Linked DNA regions of Homo sapiens: regions 1 and 2 are each linked to region 3. A link is an interaction called in ENCODE POLR2A ChIA-PET data of the cell type or tissue named here. Cell type or tissue: CD4-positive, alpha-beta T cell. All regions are shown on one strand. Region 1 overlaps AP1M2 (adaptor related protein complex 1 subunit mu 2). Region 2 overlaps AP1M2 (adaptor related protein complex 1 subunit mu 2). Region 3 overlaps SLC44A2 (solute carrier family 44 member 2 (CTL2 blood group)).

Region 1 (5,000 bases), 73 kb before region 3:
CAAATATTTACTTAGCACCTCCTAGAGGGGCCCGAGTGGAGAGCACGCCAGTCGGCCCCTGCTGCAGGGACACCTATGGTCTGGGGCCAGAGACAATAGTTAATTTTTATTTATATATGTATTTATTTTTGAGTCAGGGTCTCACTCCTGTCACCCGGGCCGGCGTGCAGTGGCGCGATCACAGCTCACTGCAGCCTCGACTTCCCGGGCTCAAGTGATCCTCCTGCCTCAGCCTCCCGAGTAGCTGGGACTACAGGGCGCACCACCACGCCCGGCTAATTTGTGTTTTTAGTAGATATGAGGTTTCACTATGTTGCCCAGGCTGGTGTTTTTTGTTTGTTATTTGTGTTTGGCTTTTAAATACAGATTTTTTTTTTTATGTTGGGGTTCTTGCTTTGTTGCCCAGGCTGGTCCCGAATTCCTGGGCTCAACGGATCCTTCTGCCTTGGCCTCCAAAAGTGCTGGGATTACAGGCGTGAGCTCCTGCTCTCCGCCAATAGTTAAATCTTTTTAGAGTGGTAGAGGACTGACCAGATGAGCCATTGAAACGGAAAGGCAAAAAGCCGGGCGCGGTGGCTCACACCTGTAATCCCAGCACTCTGGGAGGCTGAGGTGGGCGGATCACGAGGTCAGGAGTTCAAGACCAGCCTGACCAACATGGTGAAACCCCGTCTCTACCAAAAATATAAAAAATTAGCCGGGCGAGGTGGCGGGCGCCTGTAGTCCCAGCTACTCGGGAGGCTGAGGCAGGAGAATGGCGTGAACCCCAGGGGGCGGAGCCTGCAGTGAGCCGAGATTGCGCCACTGCACTCCAGCCTGGGCGACAGCGAGACTCCGTCTCAAAAAAAAAAAAAAAAAAAAAAAAATTAGCTGCGCCTGGTGGCACGCACCTGTAATCCCAGCTACTCAGGAGGCTGAGACAGGAGAATCGCTTGAACCCAGGAGGCGGAGGTCGCAGGAGCCGAGATCGCGCCATTGTACTCCAGCCTGGGCAACAGAGTGAGACTCTGTCTCAAAAAAAAAAAAAAAAGAAAAGAAAAGAAAAGAAAAAGAAACGCAAAGGCAGGGAGGGCCTCCCTGAAGAGGTGACATTTGATTTGAGACCTAAAGGTGAGGGAGGGAGACTTGTGGTTATATGGGGAAAAGCACACCAGCTGGGAGGCACAGCAGATGCTAAGGCCCAGAGGTGAGAGCGTGCCTGGTGTGGTACAGAGCAGGGGAGAGCAGGTAGGTGGGGTATCAGGATGGCAATTGTGCAAATCAAGCCATGGCTTTTTTATTTATTTATTTATTTTAATTTTTTTTTAATTTTTTTTTTGAGACGGAGTCTCACTCGCCCAGGCCAGAGTGCAGTGGCGCTATCGCGGCTCACTGCAAGCCCCGCCTCCCGGGTTCACGCCATTCTCCTGCCTCAGCCTCCCGAGTAGCTGGGACTACAGGCGCCCGCCACCGTGCCCGGCCTTTTTTTTTTTTTTTTTTTTTTTTTGAGACAGAGTCTTGCTCTGTCGCCCACGCCCGACCAGGCCATGGCTTTAATAAGATAGGAATGCCGAGCGAAGTGGCTCACACCTGTAATTCCAACATTTTGGGAAGCTGAGGCGGGTGGATCACCTGAGGTGGGGAGTTCGAGACCAGACTAGCCAACATGGTGAAATCCCATCTCTATTAAAAAATACAGGCCGGGCGCAGTGGCTCACGCCTGTAATCCCAGCATTTTGGGAGGCCGTGGCGGGCGGATCACGAGGTCAGGAGATTGAGACCATCCTGGCTAATACGGTGAAACACCGTCTCTACTAAAAATACAAAAAATTAGCCAGGCGTGGTGGCGGGCGCCTGTAGTCCCAGCTACTTGGGAGGCTGAGGCAGGAGAATGGTATGAACCCGGGAGGCGGAGCTTGCAGTGAGCCGAGATCACGCCACTGCACTCCAGCCTGGGCGACAGAGCAAGACTCTTGTCTCAAAAAAAAAAAAAAATTAAGCCAGGCGCGGTGGCTCACGCCGGTAATCCTAGCACTTTGGGAGGCCAAGGCGGGCGGATAATGAGGTCAGGAGTTTGAGACCAGCCTGACCAACATGGTGAAACCCCGTCTCTACTAAAAATAACAATAATTAGTGGGGCATGGTGGCGCACGCCTGTAATCCCAGCTACTCAGCAGGCTGAGGCAGGAGAATCGCTTGAACCTGGGAGGTGGAGGTTGCAGTGAGCCGAAATCGCGCCACTGCACTCCAGCCTGGGCGACAGAGCGAGACTCCGTCTCAAAAAAACAAAAACAAAAACAAAAATTAAGCCAGGCGCAGTGGCTCATGCCTGTAATCCCAGCACTTTGGGAAGCCGAGGCGGGCAGATCATGAGGTCAGGAGTTCGAGACCAGCCTGGCCAACATGGTGAAACCGGTCTCTACTAAAAATACAAAAATTAGCTAGGTGTGGTGATGGGCGCCTGTAATCCCAGCTACTCGGGAGGCTGAGGCAGAAGAATCGCTTGAACCCGGGAGGCGGAGGCTGCAGTGAGCCGAGATCGCACCACTGCACTACTCCAGCCTTGGCGACAGACTGAGACTCCGTCTCAAACAAAACAAACAAACAAACAGACAAAAAAAGCCAGGCGTGATGGTGGGCGACTACGACTATAATCCCAGCTACTCGGGAGGCTGAGGCAGGAGAATTGCCTGAACCTGGGAGGCGGAGGTTGCAGTGAGCCGAGATCGCGACACTGCACTCCAGCCTGGGCTACAGTGAGACTGTCTCAAAAAAAAAAAAAGAAAAAAGAAAAAAGGAAAAAAGAAGCGATGCTAACACGCGCCCTCTAGCGGCTACTGGGGGAACAGACCGTGGAGGTGGGAAGCAAAGGCAACAGCAGAGGACCAGGGCCATGACCCGGGACTGAGGAATGGACTGACACGTGTTACCCACTCCCATTGCAGCACTTCAGTAATGTCCCCAAACAAGCACATAGGCAGCGGCTAGATTCATCTTTTTAATGACATCCTAAAATTCAGAGGAGGGGCCAGCGGGACCTCTGGGCTCAGCGGCTGTGAAGGAGGGACCCGCAACACCCGCTAAGGCAGGTAATTGCAAGAAGGCACTCGCGAGGAGGACTTCAAGCCCCTCTTCTATTTCTTCATATAAAATCAGGGGGATGGGGAAAGCTCCAAGGGCGAGGGAAGCAGAGAGAGTTTCTCTCCCAGCCTATGGAATAAGGAAGAGGTGAGGAAGGGGCGGGTGCTGGGAGCAAGAAACTGCCAAGTCCAGGACCTGCCCTCACACAGACACACACAGCCCGCACCTGCCCTCCCTCTAAAATCTGCATCCGGGGCTGTAAGGAAGCCCCGTGTTCAAGCCCCCATCTCTTCTCCCTTCTAGCTGGTACGAAGTTGGTAATCTGCAGAGAAAGAATGAGGAGGGGCCATCTCAGAAATGGGGAGAGGGGGGCCGGGCACGGTGACTCACGCTTATAATCCCAGCACTTTGGGAGGTCGAGGCAGGTGGATCACTTGAGGTCAGGGGTTCGAGACCAGCCTGGCCAACATGGTGAAACCCCATGTCTATTAAAAATACAAAAATTAGCTGGGTATGATGGTGCACACCTGTAATCCCAGCTACTAGGGAGGCTGAGGCAGAAGAATTGCTTGAACCCAGGAGGTGGAGGTTGCAGTGAGCTGAGATTGCGCCACTGCACTCCAGCCTGGGCGACAGAGTGAGATTCCATCTCAAAAAAGAAAAGAAATGGGGAGGGGTGAAGGAAGAGGGACAGCCTCCCACAGCCCCTCAATTCATCCCCTATCCCAGCACTCATGATCAACAAGGCTAAGAATGGGGCTAAACACAGGTACTGTAACCATAGAAACAAGGCAGTTTCCAGGCAGCAGATGGAGGTGCTATATGTTCAGCCCCTTCTCCAAACTCGCGACCACCCTAGAACTGACGCTGACAACTGTCCCTGCTTTTTTTTCCTTTTTTTTTTTTTTTTTTTTTGAGCCAGGGTCTCACTCTTGCCCAGGATGGAGTGCAGTGGTGCAATCACAGCTCACTACAGCCTCGACCTCCTGGGCTCAGGCGATCCTCCCACCTCAGCCTCCTGAGTTGCTGGGACTACAGGTGTGCACATCACACCTGGCTAATTTTTATATTTTTTGTAGTGAAGGGGTTTTGCTGTGTTGCCAAGGCTGGTCTGGAACTCCTGAGCTCAAGCGGTCCTCCCACCTCAGCCTCCCAAAGTGCTGGAATTACAGATGTGAGCCACCACACCCAGCCAACTGCCCCCATTTTAAAGACGTGCAAACCAAGGCCCAGGGTGCCATGACAAGAAGGGGCAGTTTGCTTTCTTTTTCATTTTTTGAGACAGGGTTTCTGTCGACCAGGCAGGAGTGCAGTGGCACGATCTCAGCTCACTGCAACCTCCACCTCCCGGGTTCAAGCAATTCTGCCTCAGCTTCCTGAGTAGCTTGGATTATAGGCATACACCACCACACCCGGCTAATTTTTGTATTTTTAGTAGAAACAGGGTTTCACCATGTTGGCCAGGTTGGTCTCGAACTCCCGGCCTCAAGAGATCCACCCGCCTTGGCCTCCCAAAGTGCTAGGATTACACACCTGAACCATCACACCTGACCCTTGTTGGTTTTCTGAGCCAGAATGTGGTGAAAGCCTCGAGTCCCTACCCACTGCCTTTCCCTCACCCCATTGTCCCCAGGAGCTGGGCTGCCTTACCGCCACTCTGGGTGATGTAGCGAACCCAGGGCAGGGCCTGGTAACCACTTTTCTCAATGATCTTCATGTATCGGACCTGGAAGGGAATGAAAAGAGGTGGTCCAGGATTGCAGGAGGGAGGAGGCCAGGGCCAGGGAGAAAGAGACGGCTTAGGCCAAGCGGCTATGTGGCACAGGCTGGGATCGATGAGGGGATATCACATGGTCTTAGGGGGATGAGGTGGCACAGGCAACGGAATGGTGAATGGCTTTGGAGGTGGAGAAGGGACAGAAGTGAACAAGCCGGTGGGG
Region 2 (5,000 bases), 64 kb before region 3:
CACTTTACCAGGCTAATTTTTGTATTTTTTGTAGAAACAGGGTTTCGCCCTGTTGCCCAGGCTGGTCTCAAAGTCCTGGGCTTAAGTGATCTAACCACCCCGGCCTCCCAAAGTGCTGGGATTACAGGTGTGAGCCACCGCACCCACCCGAGATCATGCATTGTTAATAAGCATTCCCCCAAGGCCCACCTTGACCATGATCTCCACGCGGCTGTGGGAGAACTTCTCAATGACAGACTCAATCCAGATCAGTGGCTTGACCTGTGGGAAGAAGAAGGGGAGAGTTCTTGGAGACTCCATGTTGACTCTCTTCTTTTTTTTTTTTTTTTTTTCTTTCTTTGAGACAGAGTCTCGCTTCTTCGCCCAGGCTGAAGTGCCATGGCGTGATCTTGGCTCACTGCAACCTGCACCTCCTGGACTAAAGCAATTCTCGGCCGGGAGCGGTGGCTCACGCCTGTAATCCCAGCACTTTGGGAGGCCAAGGTGGGCGGATCACGAGGTCAGGAGATCGAGACCATCCTGGCTAACACGGCGAAACCCCGTCTCTACTAAAAATGCAAAAAATTAGCTGGACACGGTGGCATGCGCCTATAGTCCCAGCTACTCGGGACGCTGAGGCAGGAGAATGGCGTGAACCTGGGAGGCGGAGCTTGCAGTGAGCCGAGATAGCGCTACTGCACTCCAGCCTGGGTGAAAGAGCCAGACTCCGTCTCAAAAAAATAATAATAATAAAAATTAAAAAAAACAAATAAAGCAATTCTCCTGCCTCAGCCTCCCCAGTACCTGGGATTACAGCATGTGCCACCATGCCCAGCTAATTTTTGTATTTTTAGTAGAGACAGGGCTTCACCCTGTTGGCCAGGCTGGTCTCGAACTCCTGTCCTCAAGTGATCCACCCGACTCAGCCTCCAAAATTGTTGGGATTACAGGCGTGAGCCACTGCGCTGGGCCCAGGGTCGCTCTTCAGCCTACCCCAACCTACTCCACCCAGATGGGGCTGGACCCTGCCTCACCTGGGTGCTGAGGCGGTATGACATGAGCTCAAAGTCACCATCAGGCGGGATGAAGGAGATGGTGCGGTCGTTGTCAAAGCGAGAGAGCCGCACGCACTGGTGGAATTTTACATCCTCCAGCTCTACTGATTTGTTCTTGCTGCCTGAAACTCAGAGTGGAGAGTGGAGAGTGACCCTGGGAACCAGGAAAGGATCCCTATCCCCACCTTTCCTGCCGACCACTGTCACCTATTTCACATATGGGGAAACTGGGGCCCAGAGAGAATGAGCAAAAACTGGCACAGTAGAGCTGGAATCTGAACCTAGTATCTGTACAGGATCTGGCTTGGTTTTTTTTTTTTTTTTTTTTTTTTTGAGACAGAGTTTCACTCTTGTTGCCCAGACTGGAGTGCGATGGCACGTCTTGGCTCACCGCAACCTCCACCTCCCGAGTTCAAGCCATTCTCCTGCCTCAGCCTACTGAGTAGATAGGATTACAGGAATGTGCTACCACCCCCGGCTAATTTTGTATTTTTAGTAGAGACGGGGTTTCTCCATGTTGGTCAGGCTGGTCTCAAATTCCCAACCTCAGGTGATCCTCCCTCCTCGGCCTCCCAAAGTGCTGGGATTACAGGCGTGAGCCACTGTATACCCGGCAGTGTCTGGCTTTTAAATATGATGCTGAGGCCTGGCGTGGTGGCTCACGCCTGTAATCCCCGAACTATGGGAGGCTGAGATGGGCGGATCACAAGGTAAAGAGATCGAGACCATCCTGGCCAACATGGTGAAACCTCGTCTCCACTAAAAATACAAAAAAAATTAGCTGGGCGTGGTGGCTGGTGCCTATAGTCCCAGCTACTCAGGAGGCTGAGGCAGGAGAATAGCTTGAACCCAGGAGGCGGAGGTTGCAGTGAGCTGAGATCATGCCACTGCACTCCAGCCGGGTGACGGAGCGAGACTCCATCTTAAATCAATCAATCAGTCAATAAATAAGATGCTGAGCCAGGCACAGTAGTTCACACCTGTAATCCTAGCACTTTGGGAGGATTGCTTGAGGCCAGGAGTTTAGACCAGACTGGGCAACATAGCGAGACCCCCGTCTCTATAAAAAATTTAAAAAGTAGGTGGTCCATGCCTGTAGTCCCAGCTACTCGAGAGGCTGAGGTGGGAGGATCAGTTGAGCCTCGGAGGTCAAGGCTGCAATGAGCTATGATCACACCACTGCACTCCAGCCTGGGTGACAGAGCGAGACCCCATCCCAAAATAAATAAATAAATAAGATGCTATTCTGTCTCCTCCTCCCAGTAGGATGTCATCTCTGTAAGAACGCGGGTTTGTCTTTTTCTTCACTGCTGTGTCCTCAGAGCCTAAAACTGCACCTGGCACCCAATAGTCGCTCAATCATGAAACAGCCTTTGCAGTCAGCCAATGGCTGCAATACTGGCCGTGATCAGCAGATGGTGAGCGAGCGCTTATTTCAAAACGGGCTGCGATTCTCTTAAGTCCCCACGTGGGGCGGGTTTGCGACTCCCCTGTGCATTTCTCAGAAGAAAGGTCCCCTAAATGCTTACGGCCAGTGAGCTCGAAGAGCACGCGGTCATTGAGGCCCAGCCGCAGCTCTGGCATTCCTGACAGAAACACCTTGAGCTTGATGGTACCGACGATTTCGCTCAGAAGGACGCTGCCGTTGGCATTGACCTGAGGGAGGACGTTGGGTATAGTTAGCAGGCATCAAACTCCGTCTCCTGCAGCCAGGCCGTGGAAGGGGTGCCGGGGAGGTGTGCAGGCTCACCAGCAGGTTGACAGACTCTATGACATCAATGAAGACCTCGTTCTTCTTATACTTGATACCCTCGGAGCGCCAGGACACAGCGTTGGTGACAGTGGGTGGCACCCGTGACTTGCCCGTCTCCAGCTTGTTGCTCTGCTGAGTGATGTACCTGGAGGGAGGGCGGCAGGGACAAGCAGCTGGACCCAGGGACACCTCCGTGGACCTCCTCCAGTTCCTTACACCCACAGTCCAGCCCATGGCTGCCTCCAGGGGTCCACTCACTCCTGCAGGATCTTGCTGTCGGTGGTCTGCGGGAAGCCAAAGTCCATGAGCTCGTCCAGCAACTCGTAGACGATGACAAAGTTGTCCCGGATGCTCTCCTCCTCCAGCTCCTTGAAGTATTCGCAGAATACCTGGGGGTTGGAGGAGAGAGAGACCCACAAAAGTGTGGCTATGGGTTGGGCATAGTAGCTCATGCCTGTAACCCCAGCACCTTGGGAGGCCAAGGCACGAGGATCACTTAAGGTCATGAGTTCAAGACCAGCCTGGGCAATATAGTGAACCCCTATCTCGTTTTTTCTTTTTTCTTTTTTTTTTCGAGACAGTCTCGCACTGTCACCCAGGCTGGAGTGCAGTGGCACTATCTCGGCTCACTGCAACTCCTGCCTCCGGGGTTCAAGCGATTCTCCTGCCTCAGCCTTCTGAGTAGCTGGGACTACAGGCACGCACTACCAGGGCCAGCTAATATTTGTATTTTTAGTAGAGACGGGGTTTCACAATGTTGGCCAGGATGATCTCGATCTCTTGATCTCGTAATCCGCCCACTTTGGCTTCCCAAAGTGCTGGGATTATGGCATGAGCCACCGGTGCCCGGCCATGAGCCCCTATCTCTAACAACAACAACAAAAATTTTAATAGGAGTTCGAGGCTGCAGTGAGCCATGAGGATGCTACTGCACTCCAGCCTGCGTAACAGAATAAGCCCCTGTCTCAAAAAGAAAAAAGGCCGGGCATGGTGGCTCATGCCTGTAATCCCAACAATGGGAGGCCAAGGGAGGCAGCTCACTTGAGGTCAGGAGTTTGAGACCAGCTGGCCAACATGGCAAAACCCCGTCTATACTAAAAATACAAAAATTAGCCAGGCATGGTGGCACCTGCCTGTAATTGCAGCTACTAGGGAGGCTGAAGCAGGAGAATCACTTGAACCCAGGAGGTAGAGGTTGCAGTGAGCTGAGATTGTGCCACTGCACTCCAGCCTGGGCAACAAAGTGAGACCCTGTCTCAAAAGAAAAAACAAAAAAGAAAAAAGAAAAAGTGTACTGAATGCTTGAAAAATTAGGCAAAAAAGGGCAGGTATGGTGGCTTCTTTTTTTTTTTTTGAGACTAAGTCTCACAGTGTTGCCCAGGCTGGAGTGCAGTGGCGAGATCTTGGCTCACCACAACCTCTGCCTTCCAGGTTCAGGTGATTCTCCTGCCTCAACCTTCCCCGTAGCTGGGATTACAGGCAGGTGCCACCATACCCGGCTAATTTTTGTATTTTTAGTAGAGAAGGGGTTTCTGCATGTTGGCCAGCCTGGTCTCGAACTCCTGGCCTCAAGCAATCCGCCCACCTTAGCCTCCCAAAGTACTGGGATTACAGGCATGAGCCACTGTGCCTGGCCTTTTTCTTTTTTTTTTTAAGCACAGAGACAAGAAGTCACTTGCTCAAGGTCACACAGTGAGGAAGCAGGGAAGCTGGGATTGGATGCCAAGTCCTTGGGCTTAGCTGAGCCGTATGCTCTCTGAGACATTCTTGGTCCCTGTCCTTTAGGGAGAGATGACTTCATAAGCAGCTGATGAGATGCAGAGTGATGGGGCTTTGATGGCGGATGCACAGAGACTCAAACAAGGCCCCAGGGAAGGGGTGAGCGTGGTGGCTCCCATGCTTTGGGAGGCCAAGGCAGTAGGATTGCTTCAATCCAGAAGTTCTAGACCAGCCTGGGCAATATAGCAAGACCCCATCTCTACCAGAAAAAAAAAAAAGGGAAGACCCAGGGAGATCTGGGAAGGCTTCCTATCAGAAAAGGATCTTGAATCTTGAAAGAGGCGGGCAAGAGGGATAGACGGATAGACCAGTTAGCCAATGGGAGGCTAGTACCTACCTCTATTGTCTTATACAGGAAGGAGTACACCAGGGAGGCATTGGCATTCTTCGATGTGGTGGCCACCACTGGGGCAGCAAGGTTAAGGAAAAGGTGC
Region 3 (5,000 bases):
GGGGGTGAGGGGTTGGGATGTCACTAATCCAAAGAGGGTTTCTCAGCAGGGGAAGGATGTGGTCCCAGCATAGGATGGACTCAGGGGGTGGGGGCTGCTCTGGGAAGGACACGGAGCAGGGACAGCTCGTTTCTCCTTGCCCAGACGGTGATCGTTGGCTCCTACTTGATTGCACACGGTTTCTTCAGCGTCTATGGCATGTGTGTGGACACGCTGTTCCTCTGCTTCTGTGAGTGACCCCTCACCCCAAACCTTGCTGGGCCCCGAATCCCTTCTTTCCACTGGGCATCACATCACCCTCCAACGGGGCAACACGCTTGCCTGCCCCCAGCTTCCCCAGGGCTTGGCTGTCCCTCGTCCTGGGTCCCCAGCCTGTCTTCCTGGTTTCCTTTTGCGCTTAGAAGCAGCTCCGACCTCCTGTCCACTGGCCCAGGCTGCAGCCTGGACGCTGCCCTGGAGCCCGCCCGCGCTTCGCAGTTTCTGGCTTTGACTGGGGGGAGGGGATCTGTGGCTGCCACTAACTCTGGTCTCTCCATCTGTTTTTTTTGTTTGTTTTTTTCTTCTCTCTTCCTCTCCTCCATGCCTGCTGGCTTCCCTGTTCTTCCCTGCCTCCCTCTTTCCCTCCCTTCCCGACCACCCCATTTTCCCCCTGCCGGTTCCCGGGGGGAGCCCAGGTGAGGACCTGGAAAGGAATGACGGCTCTCAGGAGCGACCCTACTTCATGTCGCCCGAGCTGAGAGACATCCTGTTGAAGGGGAGTGCGGAGGAGGGGAAGCGGGCAGAAGCCGAGGAGTAGAGAGTGAGGGAGACTGGCGTGGGGGCCAGGTTTCCTCCATGTAGACTGGGGGTGCATGAAGCGGGGGGGTTCCTGGCCTGCGAGTGTGGGGATCCTGTGTGTCCCTCGGAGCCCACTACAGTCTGCCCCTCTCTGGTCCCAGTGTGTCTGCTTTCTAACCCTCTGAGGCTTCTCTGTGACCCTCATCCACCTACCCTGTCCTTGAGGCCCCTGCCCGTGGGCTCCCCTCATGCCTCCTGCTCTGGGACCTCTCTCCACAGTGGAGGACCTGGAGAGGAATGACGGCTCGGCCGAGAGGCCTTACTTCATGTCTTCCACCCTCAAGAAACTCTTGAACAAGACCAACAAGAAGGCAGCGGAGTCCTGAAGGCCCCGTGCTCCCCACCTCTCAAGGAGTCTCATGCCGCAGGGTGCTCAGTAGCTGGGTCTGTTCCCCCAGCCCCTTGGGCTCACCTGAAGTCCTATCACTGCCGCTCTGCCCCTCCCCATGAGCCAGATCCCACCAGTTTCTGGACGTGGAGAGTCTGGGGCATCTCCTTCTTATGCCAAGGGGCGCTTGGAGTTTTCATGGCTGCCCCTCCAGACTGCGAGAAACAAGTAAAAACCCATTGGGGCCTCTTGATGTCTGGGATGGCACGTGGCCCGACCTCCACAAGCTCCCTCATGCTTCCTGTCCCCCGCTTACACGACAACGGGCCAGACCACAGGAAGGACGGTGTTTGTGTCTGAGGGAGCTGCTGGCCACAGTGAACACCCACGTTTATTCCTGCCTGCTCCGGCCAGGACTGAACCCCTTCTCCACACCTGAACAGTTGGCTCAAGGGCCACCAGAAGCATTTCTTTATTATTATTATTTTTTAACCTGGACATGCATTAAAGGGTCTATTAGCTTTCTTTCCGTCTGTCTCAACAGCTGAGATGGGGCCGCCAAGGAGTGCCTTCCTTTTGCTCCCTCCTAGCTGGGAGTGACGGGTGGGAGTGTGTGTGCCCAGGTGGGGGTGTCTCCTGGCTGGGAAGGAGGGAAAGGGAGGGAGAGTTTTGCGGGGGTTGGCAGTGGAGAGCAGGCTGGAGAGGAGATGGCTAATAGCTGTTTAATGGAAACCTGCTGGGCTGGAGGGAGTTAGGCTGAATTTCCCGACTTCCTCTGCCAGTTATTGACACAGCTCTCTTTGTAAGAGAGGAAAGAAACTAAACCCACCCAAGGGATGATGTCAGGGGGAGAGGTGGAGGGCAGATGTCCTGGGCAAACCGGGCCCCTCTGCCCACACACCTCACTTGATCCTTTTGCCAAACTTGTCAAACTCAGGGGAACTGGCTTCCCAGTTGCCCCTTTGCCATATTCCAAGTCCCCCTCAGACTTCATGTCTCTGCTCATCAGCACTGTCCCAGGATCCTGGAGAGGGAGAACTCCTGGCCCCAGGGGAAAGAGGGGGGGGTCTCCCGTTTCCTGTGCCTGCACCAGCCCTGCCCCCATTGCGTCTGCACACCCCTGCGTGTAACTGCATTCCAACCACTAATAAAGTGCCTATTGTACAGGTCCAGGCCTGGTGTGTTTGTTGGGGGCAGTGAGCCAGTGGCGGCTGGTAGGGGGAACCCCAGCTTCCAAGGCCCTAGGAGTCTCTGAACTAGGGCGATTCTCTCAAAGGGAACGAGGAGGGGGCAGGAAACCCACTGGCTGCTGGCTCTGCCTGAATTCCAACCTTCAGGCAGCTCAGATTTCCCGATTAGGCTCTAATCCCTGGACTCCAGAAGGCAGAGGCAGCCTGTCCACCTCCGCCATCACCCATCCTGGACACACGCCCCCAGGCCTCCCCTCTCTCAGGGCCCAGGCACCTGAGGTCCTGCAGTCACTATGCTCCCCAGCTACTTTGGATCTGCGAAGGGACTGACTGCCCTTGGGGTGGGCCCCACTGCCTGGAAGCTCGCTGCTGCCCCCTCGTGCCAGCTGCCAGTGTCAGTCACCTCCAGGCAATCCGCCCCAACATTTCAATTCTTTCCACCTCCTCTCAGGGAATTTTTCTTCAATATCCACTTTTTTTTTTTTTTTTTTTTTTCAGACAGTCTTGCCCTGTCACCCAGGGTGGAGGGCAGTGGTGCGATCTCGGCTCACTGCAACCTCCACCTCCCGGGTTCCAGCGATTCTTCTGCCTCAGCCTCCCGAGTAGTTGGGATTACAGGTGCCTGCCACCACGCCTGGCTAATTTTTTGTGTTTTTAGTAGAGACCAGGTTTCGCCATGTTGGGCAGGCTGGTCTCAAATTCCTCACTTCAGGTGATCCGCTGGCCTCGGCCTCCCAAAGTGCTGGGATTACAGGCGTGAGCCACCTGGCCCAGCCTTTTTTTTTTTTTTTTTTTTTTGAGACAGGATCTCACTCTGGCTGAAGCTAAAGTGCAGTGGTGCAATCATGGCTCACCACAGCCTCAGGTGATCCTCCCATCTTAGCCTCCCGAGTAGCTGGGACTACAGGTACACACCACCACACCTGACTAATTTTTGTATTTTTTGTAGAGATTGATTTTTACCATATTGCCCATGCTGGTTTTTTTTGTTTGTTTGTTTGTTTTTTGAGACAGAGTCTCCCTTTGTGGCCCAGGCCACAGTGCATAGTGCCACAGTGCAGTGGCACAGTCTCAGCTCACTAAACCTCCTGGATTCAAGTGATTCTCGTGCCTCAGCCTCCTGAGTAGCTGGGATTACAGGCGCGTACCACCACATCCAGCTAATTTTTGTAGTTTTAGTAGAGACGGGGTTTCACCATGTTGGCTAGCCTGGTCTCAAACTCCTGACCTCATGTGATCCACCTGCCTCGGCCTCCCAAAGTGCTGGGATTACAGGCATGAGCCACCAAGCCTGGCCAGCATTTTTGTTTGTTTGTTTCCAAGAAGGCATTTGAACCCAGGTCTTGGCTCCAGAGTCCTCAAGTTCTACCCTATGCTGGCACTGACCCCTTCCTCGATGCCTTTGTTTCCCTGGATCCTTTGAATCTGGCATTTTATTCAGCCCCAGCTCCTGTTACCATGCCCACCTAAAAAATAGCTCCTGGCGGCCGGGTGCGGTGGCTCATGCCTGTAATCCCAGCACTTTGGGAGGCTGAGGCGGGTGAATCATGAGGTCAGGAGTTTGAGACCAGCCTGGCCAACATGGTGAAAACCTGCTGCTACTAAAAATACAAAAATTAGCCAGGCATGGTGGCACATGCCTGTAATCCCAGCTACTCGGGAGGCTGAGGCAGGAGAATCGCTTGAACCCAGGAGGCAGAGGTTGTGGTGAACCAAGATGACACCATTGCACTCCAGCCTGGGCAACAGAGCAAAACTCTGTCTCAGAAAAAAAAAGAAAGAAAGAAAAAGATTTGTGGTACGATACATATAGCATAAAATTTGCCATCTCCATCTCTTTCTTATTTATTAAGCCACTGGGTCTCACTATGTTACCTGGGCTGGCCTTGAGCTCCCGGACTGAAGGGATCATCCCGCCTCAGCCTCCCAAGTAGCTGGGATGACAGGCACTCGCCACTGTGCCTGGTTTATGTTTAATTTTTTGAGGAACCACCATAGTGTTTTCTGGCTTCATGCTTTGGCTCCACTTCTGGGTTGGCTTCACTCTCTGCCAAGTTCCTTTATCTGGGTATATTCCCTGCCTCCAACCACACTGTGCTGTGATAGTTAATTTTAGGTGTGAACTTGGCTGGATTAGAAAATACTCAGATTTGAGCTGTGATGTGGTAAAAATAAGACAAAGAAAAAAAAAAAAACAGTGGCTGGGCTCCGTGGCTCACGCCTGCAATCAGCACTTTGGGAGGCCGAGGTGGGCAGATCGCTTGAGCTTGAATTCGAGACCAGCCTGGGCAACATGTGGAAAGCTTGTCTCAACAAAAACTATGAAAATTAGCAGGGTGTGGTGGTCATGCACATGTTGTCCCAGCTACTCAGTAGGATGAAGTGAGAAGGTCACTTTAGCTCAGGGGGTGGAGGGTGCAGTGAGCTGAGATCACACTACTGTGCTCCAGCCTGAGCGACAGAGCAACACGTCTGATAAAGCATTATTTCTGGGTGAGCGCCATCCAACTTGCTGGGGCTCCGACAGAACAGAAAAAGGAGAGAAAGCATTTTCCTCCTCAGAACTGGGACACTCTTCTCCTCCTGTCTTGACACTCCAAGACTTATACCAGTGATCCCTGGTTCTCAGGCCTTCGGCCTTGGAC

What was found. ChIA-PET counts read pairs that join two places held together with the same protein. Peaks named below come from ENCODE experiments on the same cell type or tissue, not always from the same donor. Only the 100,000 strongest peaks of a DNase experiment are listed, where the experiment ranks them.
Region 1: POLR2A ChIA-PET joins it to region 3 with 10 read pairs; 30 of 35 experiments call an interaction of 5 or more read pairs at or near these places.
Region 2: POLR2A ChIA-PET joins it to region 3 with 36 read pairs; 30 of 35 experiments call an interaction of 5 or more read pairs at or near these places.

What each region holds. Positions count from the first base shown.
Region 1 is chr19:10,569,707-10,574,706 of GRCh38, forward strand. AP1M2 (adaptor related protein complex 1 subunit mu 2) reads right to left here. Exons shown (of 12, transcript NM_005498.5): 11 at 4,711-4,786; 12 at 2,965-3,382. The coding sequence ends at 3,360. Among named protein-coding and RNA genes, the nearest start is that of CDKN2D, 3.2 kb to the left of the region's middle. In CD4-positive, alpha-beta T cell, CTCF peaks have their summits at 2,818 (motif pointing left) and 3,023; DNase peaks (open chromatin) are centred at 1,152 and 2,805.
Region 2 is chr19:10,578,703-10,583,702 of GRCh38, forward strand. AP1M2 (adaptor related protein complex 1 subunit mu 2) reads right to left here. Exons shown (of 12, transcript NM_005498.5): 3 at 4,904-4,971; 4 at 3,046-3,176; 5 at 2,785-2,932; 6 at 2,564-2,690; 7 at 1,014-1,156; 8 at 190-261. Among named protein-coding and RNA genes, the nearest start is that of AP1M2, 6.1 kb to the right of the region's middle. In CD4-positive, alpha-beta T cell, CTCF peaks have their summits at 2,483 and 2,684; DNase peaks (open chromatin) are centred at 2,479 and 2,999.
Region 3 is chr19:10,642,223-10,647,222 of GRCh38, forward strand. It overlaps SLC44A2 (solute carrier family 44 member 2 (CTL2 blood group)), which reads left to right. Exons shown (of 22, transcript NM_020428.4): 21 at 145-229; 22 at 1,057-2,335. The coding sequence ends at 1,163. Among named protein-coding and RNA genes, the nearest start is that of ILF3-DT, 9.1 kb to the right of the region's middle. In CD4-positive, alpha-beta T cell, CTCF peaks have their summits at 2,767 (motif pointing left) and 2,969; DNase peaks (open chromatin) are centred at 1,439 and 2,719; H3K27ac peaks cover 845 bases.